Regions from separate parts of the Mus musculus genome. Here region 1 is linked to region 2. A link is a loop called in an ENCODE intact Hi-C map of the cell type or tissue named here. Cell type or tissue: left cerebral cortex. All regions are shown on one strand. Links, peaks and the distances in the headings refer to the core of each region. The heading gives the core; the rest is flanking DNA. Region 1 overlaps Myt1l (myelin transcription factor 1-like). Region 2 overlaps Myt1l (myelin transcription factor 1-like).

Region 1 (5,382 bases), core at 322-5,321, 72 kb before region 2:
TCTACCTGTGTTGCTTCAATTTCTAAATTAAATAATACACCAAATATATTTAAGCTTATTACTGATTGTTCAATGAATTATAGAATCTCCATGCACCACATATTTTAGTGGGTAAGCATCTCTGATTCTCTGCTGTTCATAGGCACGTATGACATGAATGGGTAGAAAACCTTTCCTTAGCACACTCCAGCCTTTGGGTCTGGAAGGGATGCTACTAGTGATGAGCAAGAGAGAGCTCACTGGGACTGTATCCTTGGTCTTCCACGGGGCCCTAGCAGCTCAGTGCAATGGGATAGATAAGATACTGCTACACACATCCATGGACAAATTTAAAGAAATAATAGAGATCAAGGCTAGCATAGTCACTCTTAAAATAGGCAGAAAGATAATTTGGGGCATAAAGAAAAGTAGGAAGTATCAAAGAAGAGAATGGGGAAATTCTAAGACTATTCTTAAGTCAGTAGAAAATCTATGGCCAACATTAAGGTTACAACTGAACAATCAATAAATGAGAAAGCAACATCTGAGAGATAAGAAGTAAGCAAGTTAACACATTGGCGGCAGTTTAATTGCACCGTAACTCTACCTTTTAGATTCTTCTGAAAAAAAAGAAGGATTCTGTAACTAACTAACACTCAACTGAATGTCAGAATACCAAGAAACACAAGCTGATAGTTCATAATGCTTAAAATTAAACAATTAAATCATGTATTAATGAGTGACAAGCAAACCAACTGTGGTCCAGCTCATTTTTGGCAGAAATGAAATTGGATCTGAGCTTTCTGCTTGTTACACTTGTCACATAAAGCATACTCATTTGTGGGGTTTTATTTTGTTAACAAGCTATGTGAGATGATGCTTCAGAGGCATGGAAGAATAGGCAATGACATTGAGACAGAGTGAGTTCCTGCCTGCAGGCTGCTGAGCTGACTCAGAACAACACACTGGTGAAGACAGCCTATTGTCTCCCAGGGCCAGGATCAGGAATAGCAGAGCCCTTGTAGCCACAGATGGGTGAGGTGTCCTGCTTTGTGTGGCCAGATCAGAGCCTCTCCTCTTTCTTGGTTCTTAGTCTATTTTTAAAAATAGTAACTCAGAGGCAGGAATACCCTCTGGGAACTACATTTCAGGAAAATGAGGTCTCACACCTAATTTATTTCTGTTTATTTGCTTTTGGAAGCTCTTGCTTCCATGCATGTCTGTACAGGGTTCTTAGTTCCCTAGGGCTGGGCATGTTCTGCCACAGCCAGAATCACACCCTACCTGAAGGTCAAACTTGTCTGTTTTTGGTCATCCTCCCAGGGTATCTGGAGGTTCCCTAAGCAGAAGACCATTCTTTTGGATAAATCTGAGGCTCTGTGTCCAGTTATCTCTTTCCTGGATTTCTTTCCTCTTTAAGGAGACAGCTCTGCATCTCTTCTGAATAAGGACTGTAGATTGTCCAAAGCCCTGTATATAGGACGTGCCTCTTCATCTCCTCTCACCATTGATAGTCTCAGTGTGACACTGACTGTCTAAGAAGGCCAGGGTGTGGCTTTGCTCCAGCACTCCCTGCTGGCGTCACTCTGGTTTCTGGCTGCTCAGAAGCCTAAGCTTTCCAGCAGCCTAATGACTTGATCCTCAGTCTGGTCTACTGGAATTGTGTGTGACTCTCCTTTTGCATGAATGCTCAACCTTAGTACATAGTACACTATGGAATCTCCCATACGGAGTTCAGTCCTGGTCACCTGGGAAGTACTGGCCTGTGACACTGAGGCCTGCCACCAGAGTACATCCTCATAACTATGTACTGGCCTCTGTCACCAAACTTGCCCTCTTTTCCAACTTCTTCTCACTCATTTCTTCCTCCATGTTCTTTCTCACTCTAGGTAATCAGCACAGCATTGTGCGATGGCTTGACAGTTTCCTTAACTGTACTTATTCTCCATGCCATTTTCATCTTTTATTATTGGGTTCTTTGAGAGAGAGACTGCCTCAGTATGTGCTGTCTAGCTCAAGTTGTCCTTGAACTTGGAGCATTTCTCATGTTCTTTCCTCCTAAGCACTGGCATTATGTATGTAGCTGCCATGCTTGGCTACCCTGGCATTATATAAGCACTGGTCTCAAACCTGGTATTTACCAAGGTGACCTTGAATCCCTAATCCTCTGTCTTTGCTTTCCAAGTGCTAGGAATTCAGGTGAATGAGGACAAAACCCAGGGTCTCAAACGGCCAGGCAAATACTCTATCAACTGTTGCAAATCAATCTGTCTTCATGTTTTGCTTATTTCAAGCACAGAATAAAGACTAGATCAATACAGTGTGAGAATTCATACTCTTGATGAGTCTCTCTGGGCAGAAGGTGATATGTGGTGGGTACAGTGGGTGGGAGGAGGAATATGGCACAACTCCTGAGATGATATTTAAGATCAGGGGATAGTCAAAGGGTCGTTCTGCTGCAGAATATATCCCAACAGTTAAGGAGGGCTGAAGGAAACAGTGACAAAAGTAGGTTCTCTATAACTGTGAAAGGCTTCATGAATAGCTTGCTGCTGAGTGTAGAGGATAGAAAGAAGTCTGGTTGTAGAGGAGGCCCTATTGTCTTCTCCCTATTGTGGGAGAAGGTCTGCTGGCTGCCTAAGAGGGAAGGAAGCTGCTTGGGTGTCGGGAAAAACCTCCTGTCTGGGTATAGAGGAGTGTCAGCTGTCTGCATGCAGAGATAGCCTTACTGTTGAATACTGTGTGCAGTGGGCAGAGGAGGGGCTTTTGTGTGCATCCAGAGTGCAGCCTACTCTCTTTGTACAGGGAAGGGGCTGCTGTGTGGGTCCAGAAGAAAGCTGAAACCTGGGTAGAAGTAGACAGCTTGTGTGAGTGTGTAGGAAGGTGGGCTCTTTTAGACTATGGGAGGGTCCAGTGTCTGAGTATAGAGGAGAGCCTGCTGTCTTGTTTTAGTGAAAGATCTTCTATGTAAAGGATCTGATGTTAGGGTGTAGAGCAGAGCCTATTGTCTGTATATGGAGGAAGGCTTTCTCAGTGCATGTGTAGAAGAGGGCTTATTTTTCCAAGACAGGTAAGGATATAAAGGGGAGTCTGCTATCTGGGTATTTAAGAGAGCACTCTCACAGGGTACAGATGTTATTTTACTGTTTGGGTATAGATGGGGGCTTACTTTCTAGTTGTTATGCAGGTCTTCTGTTGGGTGTGGAGGAGGGCCTGCTGCATGACTGTAGAGAGTTCTGTTGTATTGTGGGCTGATATTTGTATATGTGGAGGGTCATGTGGAGGGGAGAGTCTGTTGCCTAGGAGTGGAGAAAGGCTTGGGGCTGGGATTAGAAGAAGCATACTGTGTGGGTATATAGAAGAATCTATTGCCTAGGTATAAAGGAGGATATGCCTTCAGGGCCTAGAGGAGGGTGTGATAATCTGCATAGAGAGGAGATTTGCCATGTGGATGCAGAGAAGGTTATCTGGACAATAGAGATACTCTAAGTAGTTCTTTCTCCTGATGTCTTGCCTACCTTGCCATCTGCAGATCCATTTCTCTGGGTGGAATCTTGTTATTACAGGCTAGATCTTCCGTCATTGCAACTGTCTGATCATAGCCCCCTTTGGAATGGAAGTACGAGATCACGGCCAAGGTCTGCCATTCAGGATTTTGTAGCATTTACTATTTGAAACCATATGCAGAGCAGAGAATAGAGAGCGGTGTTGTAGGACTCACACACTCTACTTCAGAATGGGTAGAAAAGCAGAAACAAGAAGGAATGCCACCAAATGAGACATCAAGCTAAGGAGACAGACCAGAGTGTCCCAGAATAACCCCTCCCTGGGTGTTTTCATTAACTGCTTTTCTACCAAGGTGTCCAGGCTACTCAAAGGAGTGAAACACCTTTGTAGAAAATAGTATTGGGTCCAGATGGTATTATAACACAAAGAAACGAATTTGTACCCCTATCTTATACCATATATAAAATGGATCTCAACTTTGCTTAAGGATCCAAACTTAATGTCTGAAGAGATGGCTTAACAAGAGCATTGCCTGTTCTAGCCCGGGACTCAGATTTGATTCCCTGCACCCATATGGCAACTCATAGCTATCTATAACTCCAGTCTCAGGTGATTCAACACCTTCTCCTGGCTTCTGGAGGCACTGCATGTACATTGTGCATAGACACATAAAATATTATTTTTAAATATGAGGTAAAACTGTTTAAAAAGAAAACAAGAGAAGTAAATCATACCATTTTGAGTCTTGACGTGAAAAATAAGAGCGGTTATAAAAAAATTGGATCAATTGCATTTTATCAAACTTAGAAAACAATATGCTCAAATGCACCATGTAGTCACAGTGGTTAGAGATGCATCCTAAATACCAAAACTGGACAGAGGACATCAAGTTTAAGGTATATGAATTTTATGGTATGTAAATCATGTTTAAAAAAATTATTTTGAACTCCTTTAAAGAGCACTCAAGATGCTGCAATGGAGATGCTCAAACTCCCTGAGCAGCTGTGGACCAGCCCAATTCTTGCTTCATCTTCATGGGGTCAGGCCGTTTGGGATCGGGTGTTCATTCCTGCCTTGTAGTTTAGACTTTCCTTGAGTGAGTGGTGAATTTTCATTGTCTGAGTCATTGCTTCTCAGAAAAAGCAGGGACATCTAATAGCTATCTTATTAGCGGTGCTCTGCACCTTGCAGTCTGCCTCTGCAAGCATTGCAGGGTAGTGCAGCCAGCTGGTGTCCCTGGGGTGACATGCTCTAGCTTCAGCTTATATGGTAGGTTGAGCCTGGTACATGAGTTAGTGGCCACTTTAGGGTGGCAGACACTCCTGAACTATGCCTTCTCAGGCACTGGTAGCTATAATCTTGTTTGAAGGTCAGGTTGTTTCAAAGGAAGGAGCTAGAGTCTTCTCTAATGAGTGCCCTCCTGGAGGCAAGTTGCCCACCTGTCATTGACTTCTATCTTGCATTCAAAAGCATGGAGAAACTCTCAAGGGAAGGTGTGTGCCCTGGTGAGGAGGGCAAGGAGCTATGCCAAGAAAGGAGGACCCTGATACCTTCTGGGGTGCTCTTGTTCACTGCAGCCAAAGCTTGTTTGTGTCCCATACTTCTGTGTCGACAGCAGGAACTTCCTTTCCACACAGGCCATTTAGGACTCACAAAGGCTGCATTTGTTGGGCTTAGTGAGATTCCTTCGATATGGCAGGATTGTAGCTGCCCACCTCTTTCTTTCCACACCCAATTGCCTAGTAAATGGTAGCTCACTGCTAAGAGGCTCATAGCGCCTCATTGCCCCTTGTAAATGAAAATGAACCTTTCTGAGAGGGAGTTGATGAAGGGCATCATGTTTTGCATTTGTCTGGCTCTGGGGTAAGATGTGCAAGAATCCTGCTTTACCCCTGG
Region 2 (5,382 bases), core at 252-5,251:
CAGCGACAGGATTTCTTTAGCCCCAGCGGCCACTCGCTAGTGGAAGTTACTAAATCACAGGAGCAGGTGCGGTTTTGCCCATCCAGTGTTGACCTTCCTGCAGAAGCAGATTCAGTCCTGCTTCTCAGCAGACCATCTCGGGATTTTCAGCAAGATGAAAGATCTAGATATAGCCCTTCAGAGGAAGGGCAGCTTCCCTTTTTGGCCTCTTTGTTTTTATTCAGTTTGAAAAGCATAAAAGGAAGTCTGGAAGACCGAACATTGGAAAACCATTCCCTAAACCCTGAAAGCTTGGTAAGGCTTACCATGGAATCTCAGGAAAAAGTACCCAGAAAAAAACAGGGTTTTCACAGAAAATTCCCTGTGCTCACATTTGCAGCCCTTGCCTGTTACATGGCACAAAGACTTATTCACAACCAGTCTCAGATCCTGTTTGTCATTTGCTGTTGAGGCAAGGTGGCTAAACTGCCACCTGCTCATCCAGACCGACTGTTTCCCTTAAACGATGGAAGTGCCATAACACAATGGAGGCAGTATAGCTGCTATCTCTGTCCAGTTCCTGGTCTCTGCAGAACTGAGAGCCGTGGTGCAAGGGAAGAAGGTTTAGAGTTTAAGAAAGTCTGGGACCGAGTTGATGGTGATGAGATGCATCTGTGAAAGATCTGGGTGTCATAGCCAAGCAGGGCTGGGCCCTCTGCTACCCAGGAGAAGAAACACATGCTTATGCTCCAGGAGATAAAATGTGAGGACTGGGAGCTGGGAGGGAAATGGGAGCTATTCCTTTCTCACCTCACTTTAATTCACCTCACCTCAGCTCACCTCACCTCACCTCACCTCACCCCACCCCACCCCACCTCACCTCACCTCACCTCACCTCACTTCTCCTCACCTCACCTCACCTCACCTCACCTCACCTCACCTCACCTCACCCCACCCCACCCCACCTCATCTCACCTCACCCCACCCTCGTCCCTTTCCCAAGATCACCTCAGCTCATAGCTCCCCTCACACTTCCTCCCCTCATTCTCATCTTTCCCCTTACCCCCATGGTCACCTCAGCACATATCACCTGCATCTTCAGCTCCATCTCAGCTCACCCTTAGCACACCCCTCATGCTCATCTTCACCCTACCTTACCTCACTTCACCCTTAACTCACCTTCATCTTTACCCTCATCTCCCCCTTACCTTCACTGTCACCCTCACCTCATCCTCATCTTTATCCTCACCCCATCTTCTCCTTCGTCTTTATTCTCATTCTCACACTCACATGACCCCAACCCTCACCTCACCCTCACCTCACCCTCTCCTCACTCTCTCCTCATTCACCTCACCTCTCTTCACTCACTCCGCCTGACCTTCACCCTTCTTCACCCTACCTAATCTTACCTTATCTCACCCCACCTCATTCCTACCTCAATGTCACGTTACCTCTTTCCCCTCACTCACCTCCTCATCTCTCCTCGATTATCTCACCTCACTCACCTCACCTCACCTCACCCTCACCTCACCCTCACCTCTTCTCTTCTCACTTATCTTACCTCACTCTCCCCTCAGCCCACCTCACCTTCATCATATCCCCCTACCTCACCTAACCCTACCTAACCCTACCTTACCTCACCCCACCTCAGTCTTGCCACACCCTTACCTCATCCCAGCCTCACATCCAGTCTCCTGCTATCGTCCCTCGCCACTCCTGGAAGTTGATATTGCACTCCAAGCCCATCTATACACAATAGTCTCTTCAATGAGGTCCAGGTTGACACCTCATGCCAGGTGTTGTGGACATACTCTATGCCCTCCTACCTCTCCTCGGACATATAGATCCATTAAAGGTTGACCTAATTTATCTGTTTGCTTGCCATATTTAATGTCTAACAAGGGAATGAGAAATGTAAGAGGGCACTGGCTCTGTGGAAGTCAACATCCAGAATTCACCCCCTCACATATCAGAGAGTGCTTGCCCCGAGTACACAGTAGCTTTCTATACCTGATAGGGGCAAGGATTCCTCCAGCTTGCTAACCCCAGCAAGATTTATCCATGGACCTTCAAAGGAACTTAACATACAATCATTGCAATCTAAGAAAAGTATCAATAGGATTCATTTGATATTTTATACATACATTTTGTATATGTGTTTCTGGGTTTCTGGGTAGGCTTTGAGAGCAAGTGAATTCCATATTAAAGGTGTTTTTAGGACTCACACATTTGTAGTAATTATCCTTTCACCCACTGGCAAGGACTACCCGTGTGCGCAGTGTGCGATTACCAAGTGCCTGGCATGCTGTCTTCAGTGTCAAGGATCAGTCACTCCTCTCATGTGTGGTATTTTCCGTGGCCACATGCTGGCTGTCTAAGCTCTCTAAGACCCATTTTTAACATATGCGGAATGAAATTTTAATACTACAATAGCTGTGAGCTCTGCTAGGCGATAAATCCATCCATTCATCCACTCGTCCATCCTTCCTTCCATCTATTCATTGATAGGGGTGTTTTAAAGATTAACGGAGACAATGCATTTAGAGCCCTTCGTGTAATCTGGTCCGTAAATCCTGGGGTGGCAGCTATTACTGCTGCGCCTCCTGTGCAAGGATCGCCAGCCACCACCTTCTTGAAAGGCAGGATCTATGATTAGTTTCTCCCATTCCGAACACTTCAGTGGTTCTTGATTGCTGAGCAAATTAAGCACACGTTCGTCATCCTGCTGGCATGCCCTTTCTTGGCTCACATTATCTCAGAAGCCTTCCTTATCCCCCATAGCGGCTGTCATTTTCTTTCTCGAATCCCTTCAGCTGAGCACTTTCACCGCTATGCAAATGCATTTCCTTGTTTTTGTGCCTGCTGTATAAAGGCCTCCCCTTAAATGAAATGTATACATTTTTGGCAAGGAGCCACGGGTGTAGTTGGTGCCCAATACACGCTTGAATGACACCTTAGTGCTGGAAGATTTATAGTTTACTCTCAAACTGGAAGGCCATCAAGGAAATGCATATTTTATTTTCTTTGGAAGTTAAATTTTTATTGATTAGATGTCTGCATGGTTTAGGATTAGATAGTGTGCTGGGATTTATTATGAAAAGTCTTTTTCTTTGCTAATTGCTCATCTGCCTAATTCGCAGTCATTCTAAATATGTATACATTGCTGGTTTCTTTGTAGATCCTTCTAGAGCCTTTGTGACTATGTAACAAAAGAATACCCAAGCTCCCTTTTTATCATGTAAGAGGCAGTCTGTGTGTCCTTTTCATCTGCCGATGCATCCCAGGGATACATAGACGAAGTTAATTAGATCTCTATAGTATATAATGACTTCATAGAGATCTAATTAATTTAACCCCTAAATCACTGACTCTGGATAGGAAGTCATTTTTACAAGGTCACCTCAGAGCCAGGCCCTCATCTTTATCCTGCTCCAGTGACAACTTATACCTAGTTATAATGTGTACAGCCAGCCTCCAATGTAAGGTACTCCGATAGTCTCAAAGTCCCATGCATCATAGATGTGCAAGCATTTTAACCGTGATGTATTCCTATCACATAGTGTCACAGCGCACCTTGCACTCTGTGATGGTGACCACTCTGGCTAGGAAATCTGGCAAGCAATGTTCCTGTGTTTGGTGCTAATTGAGAATTCCTCTGCAGAACAGTCTCTGTTGCTATGGACACCGTCCCCAAAGGAGGTTTAGAAATTCTTCCACATGTCTGCATGTGCCAGAGAAAGCCTGCCTACTTCCTCTTTAATTCTCAAAGAAATCTCTGTGTGTGGGTGGAAAAGAAACCACCCAACACTGCAATAATCCAGCAACAAAACAAATATATTCACAATGGCCTTCCCAAGGACCCACATTTGAAAAATTAATCACATCCAGTCACTTAAAACAAGGTCAGCCCTGCTTCTGTCAGGGCAGCTGTATGTGCTGGGTCCCAGTGCTTATCCCAGAGCTAGGTAACATGGCTGCTGTGACAGTATACATCAGAGGAGTGCCACCTCTCTTCACCCCAGCCTTTAGAGATGCAGGAACAGCAATAGCAGAATGGCCATAGGGCAGAGAGGAGATGGCTCCTGAACGACCACTTGGCTACCATTAGCAAGAGGACAAGGGTATCATCTGACGCACCGAGTACTACTGTCTTAGGTTGAAAGGAGCATTGAAACGGGCTCCTTATATCCTTTGGGCATGCGCCATTGCCTCCACTTTGCCAAGTGGGTCCTTCAGGCTTGTCGGAAAATACCAGTACCATGTTAAGGGCTCTGCCTCTTTGGCTCATTGCCATGTGGCCCTTCCTTCCTCACCAAGGCTCCTAGGATGGCCAACTAGCTCCTTTTTTAAAGGGAACAGAAGCAGAGGCTCGGGTGAGTTCTGGTAGGAAGGTATCATCTCCGATTCAGATGAGGAAATGGGATCAACTGCGGGACGCCTTCACATTACTGTTAGGCAAACAGAGCTATGAATATAGGAGAGTGTTCCTCCATAGCTCCATGCTTCTAGACTCCAGAATATCAGACCCCAAACACCAGGTAGTAGGGTTATGACTGGTCTATTTTTGGAATCAGATGATGTCAACATTTGGTGACAATTGTTATAAGGGTGTGTGACTGCCACTAATGTGATATAACACTGTTGACTGTATAACAAACATTACTGTTCAAGTTACATTTTGAACATATTACCTCCTCACAATGGGTACCCAGTAGTTAAGAAAAATGATTAATATGCTCAGAATTCATGAAAAAAAAAAAACCCTAAACAGGGCTACGTGGAAAAGAAAGAAAACGGAAGCATTTCCCATGGGTAGCAAGTCTCATTTTGAAGCTGTGAATGACTCTGTTCTGAATACTACCAAAGTACTAAACTCAACTACTATATTGAGGATGGAATCACCTAGTTAAAAATTTAAAACTAGTGAAATATTTTAACAACAACATAAAACTAAAAAGAAACATGAAGGCTAGATTTTTGAGGAAGCTGGTGAGTCCGTCAGTGGTGGCAGATGAAGTGTCCTAGGGAAGGACATCATATGACAAGTGGCGAAGAGGCTGCCTTGCTGGGGCAGACTGCATGGCTAATGTTTGGCTTGAAGGACTTCCCTCTGCAGTGTGTCAACAATAGCTCTGAATAGCATAAGAGGCATTTCTTATACCCTCACCCCTTCAGGAGCCCTGTAGACTCAGGTTCTCTGGAGCAGGAGGCAAGAGGCCAACGGAAGTTGTGTCTGCCCTTTGCCATCAAGAGGCTTCTTGTCCCACCCACAGCAGTCACCATCCTGAAGGAGAAATCTTCCCACCCAGAGTGGGATCCCAGGTCACTCAGCCCATTATAAACACTTCAATGGGAGACATTACTGTTATTATCCAAGATAATAGATAGGATCATAGCGGCAAC

Evidence for each region. Hi-C counts contacts between places; a loop is a spot of excess contacts. Peaks named below come from ENCODE experiments on the same cell type or tissue, not always from the same donor. Only the 100,000 strongest peaks of a DNase experiment are listed, where the experiment ranks them.
Region 1: it touches region 2 in a loop (1.8-fold over the local background); 4 of 42 quality-filtered maps call a loop at or near these places.

The regions. Positions count from the first base shown.
Region 1 is chr12:29,768,146-29,773,527 of GRCm38, reverse strand. The region is part of intron 4 of Myt1l (myelin transcription factor 1-like); the gene reads right to left. Among named protein-coding and RNA genes, the nearest start is that of C630031E19Rik, 84 kb to the right of the region's middle. In left cerebral cortex, for the core only: no CTCF peak of the experiment used is centred there; DNase peaks (open chromatin) are centred at 947, 1,555 and 2,751; H3K27ac peaks cover 1,486 bases.
Region 2 is chr12:29,696,553-29,701,934 of GRCm38, reverse strand. All of the region lies in intron 3 of Myt1l (myelin transcription factor 1-like), which reads right to left. Among named protein-coding and RNA genes, the nearest start is that of C630031E19Rik, 13 kb to the right of the region's middle. In left cerebral cortex, for the core only: no CTCF peak of the experiment used is centred there; DNase peaks (open chromatin) are centred at 404, 2,710, 3,676 and 4,231; H3K27ac peaks cover 3,854 bases.